Linked DNA regions of Homo sapiens: region 2 is linked to region 1. Evidence: chromatin loops called from intact Hi-C (ENCODE). Cell type or tissue: heart left ventricle. All regions are shown on one strand. Links, peaks and the distances in the headings refer to the core of each region. The heading gives the core; the rest is flanking DNA. Region 1 overlaps CAMTA1 (calmodulin binding transcription activator 1). Region 2 overlaps CAMTA1 (calmodulin binding transcription activator 1).

Region 1 (2,911 bases), core at 131-2,630:
TTCTCTGAGCCCTTGGCCCTCTTATCTAGGCTGGAAAATCAAGAGTTTCTGATGGTTCAGTCAATTGCCCAGGCTCAGTAAGCAAAGGGCTTAACCCTGGGCTCTCAGAGCCAGGTGCAGGAGGGGTCCTCCAGGCCTCCTGGGGGGATCATCGTCCCTCATGGCAGGACTTCTCTTTAAGGGACCTTGGCTCAAACCTCTGCCTGGACATCCTCCAGGGGTGTACTCCGAAAGTACATCGCCAGGACTGAATGGATATCGTGTTCTCTCCCTGATGGGGGATGCCCAGACATGGTAGACAGAGGATGTGTTGGTTGCTCTAAGTGTCTCTGACCCTGAAGATTTGAGAATAAGCCCCAGCCGTCAGCCCCTGCTCAATTGCAGTCACCCACCCAGGAATTTCCCCAACCCTTCTTGAGACTTCATATCTGTTTTACTTTTTCCTTCCTTTGGAATCATAACATTAAAGAGATGATATATACCAAAGCACTTTGTGAAAGGAGAGTTAGCAGCAACTACTCAGAAAAGGAGCTAACATTTAGTAGAACCTACTAAATGCCAGGTTCTGTGCCAGGTCCTGCAATCCTTGCCATTATCAGAACAGGATTCGTGTACCCATTTCACAGGTTGGGGAACAGCTTTAGGGAAATTAAAGTCCTTGGCCAAGGTTGCAGGTAGAAGTGGAACTCTCCTGTGAGGTTCCCCTGTGACCCAGCAATCCCATCTCTAGGGATTTATCCCAAGGGTATAACCAGACCAACATGAAAAGGATAATTAGAAGGATCCTGGTTATTAATGATGAGTAATTAGGAATAATCCAAACATCCCACGCTCACGGACTGGCTAGATAAGTGATGGAGTATTTGGAGAATGGAATATAACGTGGCCACGAGAAAGGATTATGCAGATCTATGTCCATCAGCTTGAAAAGATGCTCATGTCAGCAAAAAAAGTAGATTACAAGATAGCAGTGGCTAATATCTGCCCAGAAAGAGCTCAGAAGTTCAGACACTAAAATCTGAAGAGTTACTATCTTTGGAAGGTGGGATTTCACACGATTTTTATTACCATTCTACCTTTTTTTAATGATTAGATTTTTAAACATGGGCATGGATTATTTTCATAATGAGAAATAACAATAGAGCTATGCCCATTTTACAAACAAGAGCCCTCTCAGGGTCTCCTGTGTGACTCCCTTTGCTGGCAGACAGGGCTTCCTTCCATTTGTCTAAAAATATGCAACATTTCTTCCCAGTGAGCCCCTTCTTCTGGCCTGTGGGGAGTGGAAAACAGGTCTGTGACATTCTGCTGGCCTTCTGTGGTCTCTTGTGGGTGTGACCACCTCAGTCCCTTCCTCTTTTCTGTGTGGGTTTTGCAGGACAGTTCCCTAGCATTCCTCTTGTCTTGGGGTGGAGAAATGAAGAACATGAAATCCTGAAATGTCTAAGCAGGAAGGAACCTCAAGGAGCCATCTGGTCTACCCTGTGCCTCTTTCTTAGCTGTTCCCACTGTCAGCCCAGCCATCCAAAGCATCCAGCTCTGAAGAGGCTTCTCCCAGCCAGCAGAGGGGCGTGTGTGCACTGGCTCTGGCCGGTGAGCTCCCTGGCTGCCCCAGCTGCCCTCCACGGCCCCTCCTCCTCCCAGCCCCCAATTCCACAGTGTGACTCCAACAGGAGGCTTCGGGACAGCAGAACAATTTAATTCCTATTACAGTATAAAAATTAATAACATTAAAATGTCATGATCATCCCACACTAATTAAGCATCTAATGAATAATTAGCTGTGGACACATCTGACATTTTGGTCATTAATTTGAGCAAGTGTTTTAAGTTCCAAACAAAACCCCTCTGTGGTGGAGCCCACGACTCTGTGTTAAGCGGTGGAGACTTACAAAGTCAGCGCACGTTCCCCAGCCGGCTGGGAGGCTTGCTGATGGAGGCGGGAGTGGGGTAGGTTCTCCTGCCCTGGTGGGGGCCGGTCCAGGAAGGCTGATGCAGAGCCCACCTTCTCTAGCTTGGGAGGATGTGACACAGGGCAAGGGCATATGCAAAGACTCAGGGGACATCAGTCCCTGAGACCTGGGGTAAGAGCCACCAGGCTCCACAATCCCTTTGCATCGGCTGTTCCCACTCAGAGGCTGAAATCAGACAAACCGTGCCTATTTGGGACCCATGTCCCACGACCTGCTGCGCCCATGGGTCTGTGAAATCACTCAAGGAAGGAAAAGAGTCGTGGAGTCTTAGCAGACCAGCAGATCCTGGGAAAAAGTGAAACCAGGTCTGTCCAGGGCTCGCGAGAGGTTAGCTTAGCAGGGGACGAAGGAGGGGAACTTGGGAGCCTGGTGGAGCCTGGACTCTGGATTTGCTCACTGGTGCCTCTCGCTCCGAGATGAGCTGCCCGGGGGGTGGAATAGGGTGTAGGGAGAAGTCATCCTGGCTAAGAGGCAGCCCCAAATCCTGTCAAGAGCCCTGGCCCGGGTTTAAACTCAGCTGTGCCCATCCCTGGCTGTGCAGCCACCCCTGACTGGGCCATGTGGTGGGCATTGGGCTGTGAGCTAAGTACTTACATACATAAGCCCATGAGGAAATTGGGCACCCAGAGGTTGAATGACTCACCTGAAGTCACATACAGAGGCAGAGCCCGGACAGGAATCAGGTGTTTTGGTGCCACAGTCCGAGACTTAGGCAATGCTCCTTAAGGCCTCTTTCTTCCTGATGTCTCAGGAACCCTTCCAAGGCCACAAGAGCAGGAAGCTGCCAGGGCCAGATAAGCTCTGCCGGTGAGTGACATGAGCAAGGGGACACCTGGGATGATCCCAGGTGGAGGCAGCCGGGGAGGACCAGCCTGATGATCCCAGGTGGAGGGAGCCGGGGAGGACCAGCCTGATGATCCCAGGTGGAGGGAGCCGGG
Region 2 (2,911 bases), core at 316-2,815, 220 kb after region 1:
TCTCTTGGACAAGTGGCCTGCCAGCACGTTATCCCTTGTCACAGCAGGCCTCTGGCGGGAGCTCCTGGAGACGAGTGGCGGTCTCTCATCACCCAGACAAGGTCTGCATTTGCTCCCCAGCCTTTACCAGCCCCAGCTTCTGCAGCGCAATCCCTTCCCAGGAAGGCAGCCCCACCCCGTCCCTGTCCACTGGAAAGCAGTAGAAAGGGGGCAGGAATACAGCAGAAAAGCAACGAAGCCTGGGCTCTGGAAGCTCCAGTGACCCAGCAGGGAGTAGGACACCCCGCCGGAGCTTGCCACTTCCTAGGGTGGTTCTTCCCCAGGATTCCCAGGAGGCAGGGAGGACATGCCTTCCCAGAGATCCCACCCAACCTCTGCCTGGTGTGACATGGGAGGTGGCGCTGGGGTGGCCTAGTGCTCTGTAGGAATTCCTCTGCCTGCTTCCTAAAGGCGGAAGCGAGGCTGCAGGAAACACGTGGCATGGGATCAGTTGTCTTCTCAAAGGGAACTGAGCCCATGAAGGGCAATAAGAACTCACTTGAACAAAATGGTTGCATTTTCTCTGAGTGGTCCGTGGGTGCAGAGGAGTGCAGAAACGCATGCAAGGATTTGGCATCCCTCATAGGAACTGGGAAAAAACTAAGCAGCTCTTGATAATTTTCAAAGGAGGAATTCAATCAGGGATCAATTCAGAAATTTAAGCCAGAGCTGAGTCTGAGCTTCTCTCTCCTGAGTACGGAGAGTGGGGAATTCAGCATCTGGGCTCACATTCCTAAGAAAAAGGCAGTACCCGTATGGATCATCTTTCGAGAAATAATTAAGTCTTCAGGATGAATGGCGAGGCTGGGGGAGCAAAGGTTAGGTGGTTTTAATGCCACATCCAGCCTCTCCGGAGTGTTCAAGCAATTCCCATAAAGATCCACAGGAGACACACATATTCACCGAAGCTGAAATACAAGGTGGCTTCAAGAAAACACAGAATATTGGCTCTGCCTGCTAAATAAGTTCTTTCAAAGAACTTTTTTTTTCCCTTTTGAAACTGCCAGGACGTAAGAGTAGTTCATAATTGATCCCCAGAGAAGGCTCTGTCCAATAAGCCTTCCCTCTAGCTCACATCCCAGGAAGCCGCAGAACAAGCCAGCGCTTCAGCAATTCAATCTCCATATATTTTATTTTAAAAATATTTCATTTCTGGCCACCAGTCCTTAGATCTCCAATTTGATTTGGTTTCTATAAATGGATTTTTCAAAGTGTAGGTGGAAAGTAGATTTAATTGCGAATTTCTGCAAACTAAAATATTCAATATAAACGTCAGAGTATGTTTGCACCCAGCATCCTCCCTGCAATGCACACACCAGCTTTAAGATGGGCACACGCACCCTTGGATAGTATTCTCAGCTGTTTCCATTTACAGAGCCCAGTCAAAACAGCGGGGGAAGCTGGCATCTGGTTTTCTTCCCTGCACCACTTCCTGTTTCCAGACAGTTGTTGGAAGGAGGAATGTACCTCTAGAGTTTCAGCTAAGAAGCCAAATGTGGGTGACAACCAAAACTGTCCAAGGGCAATGCCGCCAATGGAGTGGAGCCAGGCTGGCTGCCCAGTTCTCACTGGCCACCCACTCCTGGGCTAGGCTCTCTGCCCTTCCAGTTCTGCCAGTAAAAGAAATGTGAAGGCTTAAAGCCCAGTGAGTGCTGTTGCTGTGATATCAGCCTCCTGAGGTCAGGCAGCTGAAGCAACACCCAGAGGGGATCTCCCAGCAGCGCTTAATTCATCGCTAGGGCCCAGAAGACAAGCTGACCATTTGCTGGTGTGATGAGGGGCGTGCACACAGAGGAAAGCTCAGCCAACTGGGAACAGGCTCTGGGCCAGGCACTTAACATTCATCTCTGAACAACTCCTAGGAGTTGTGCACTGAAATTCCATTTCAGATGACGAGACTGAGGCCCACTGTTTTCACGTAACTACTCCAGCGCAGAACTGGGTCAGGCTGACTCCATAGCCTAGGTTCTCCCTAACAACATGGCACTCTCCCGAGATACACTCTAGGGAGATTCCCCACTCCAGCACGATGGATGATCCTGCCAGAGTCCAGCACCCCCTTTGTCTCTGCCCGTCTTCGTCCCTAACTTTCCCAGCCTCTGGGTACTGTGTCTGTCATGGAGTGAAGGTCCTTCTAGGCTTTCAGTAGGTGCACTGCAAGGAACCCAGATATGGCAGCCCACCCACCAGTGCTTCACTGAGCACCTTCCACAGCAGTCCCGGCAGACTCAGAAGAGGAATGTGGCAATGGGATTGGGAGCATGTTTCATCCCACACAAAAGACACTGCACTCTGCAGGGGGAAACCAGGGGTCAGTTCCCATTCTGCCACTGAGAGCTGAGTGATCCTGTGAGAGTCACTTCACCCCCCCAGGAGCCCCCATTTCCTCATTTGCAAAATGAGGGACATTTTAGGACAGTAAAGTTAAAAGGAACCTCAGACTTGTTGGTAAAAGTATCGATGGAATAAATGTTAGGGGTTTTCTATTCATTGGGAGTTTCATTCTATGACTGTCATCTGTCGGAGAGTCCCCGAGAGCCACAGCACTTGCTGGCATCATGTGATAATGAAAATGATGATGGTAATAATAATAAAATGAGAATAATTTACGTCGCAGCAAGTAAAGCTAAAGATAGCAGTCAGTTTATATGCGGAGAAAGCACTAAAAATGTGTGTCAATACACGCAGGAAGATAAAAGCAATACGTGCATGGGGGGGGTGGTTGCAACACATAATTTGGAAATGCAAAATGGCCCAACAGAGACCCAGAGGTATGGAACTTTCTAGTGAACATCCCAGGCCCCGAGTTACTCTCACTGAAGGCAGGTGTCCCCTGCCCAGGTGGAAAGCTGGGTGACATATAGTAACATCC

Evidence for each region. Peaks named below come from ENCODE experiments on the same cell type or tissue, not always from the same donor. Only the 100,000 strongest peaks of a DNase experiment are listed, where the experiment ranks them.
Region 2: a loop joins it to region 1, with 2.9 times the contacts of the local background. A loop is called at or near these places in 4 of 110 quality-filtered maps.

The regions. Positions count from the first base shown.
Region 1 is chr1:7,515,119-7,518,029 of GRCh38, reverse strand. All of the region lies in intron 6 of CAMTA1 (calmodulin binding transcription activator 1), which reads right to left. Among named protein-coding and RNA genes, the nearest start is that of CAMTA1-AS1, 75 kb to the right of the region's middle. In heart left ventricle, for the core only: a CTCF peak has its summit at 1,569 (motif pointing right); no DNase peak of the experiment used is centred there; H3K27ac peaks cover 487 bases.
Region 2 is chr1:7,290,421-7,293,331 of GRCh38, reverse strand. The region is part of intron 5 of CAMTA1 (calmodulin binding transcription activator 1); the gene reads right to left. Among named protein-coding and RNA genes, the nearest start is that of CAMTA1-IT1, 73 kb to the left of the region's middle. In heart left ventricle, for the core only: no CTCF peak of the experiment used is centred there; a DNase peak (open chromatin) is centred at 1,581; H3K27ac peaks cover 1,307 bases.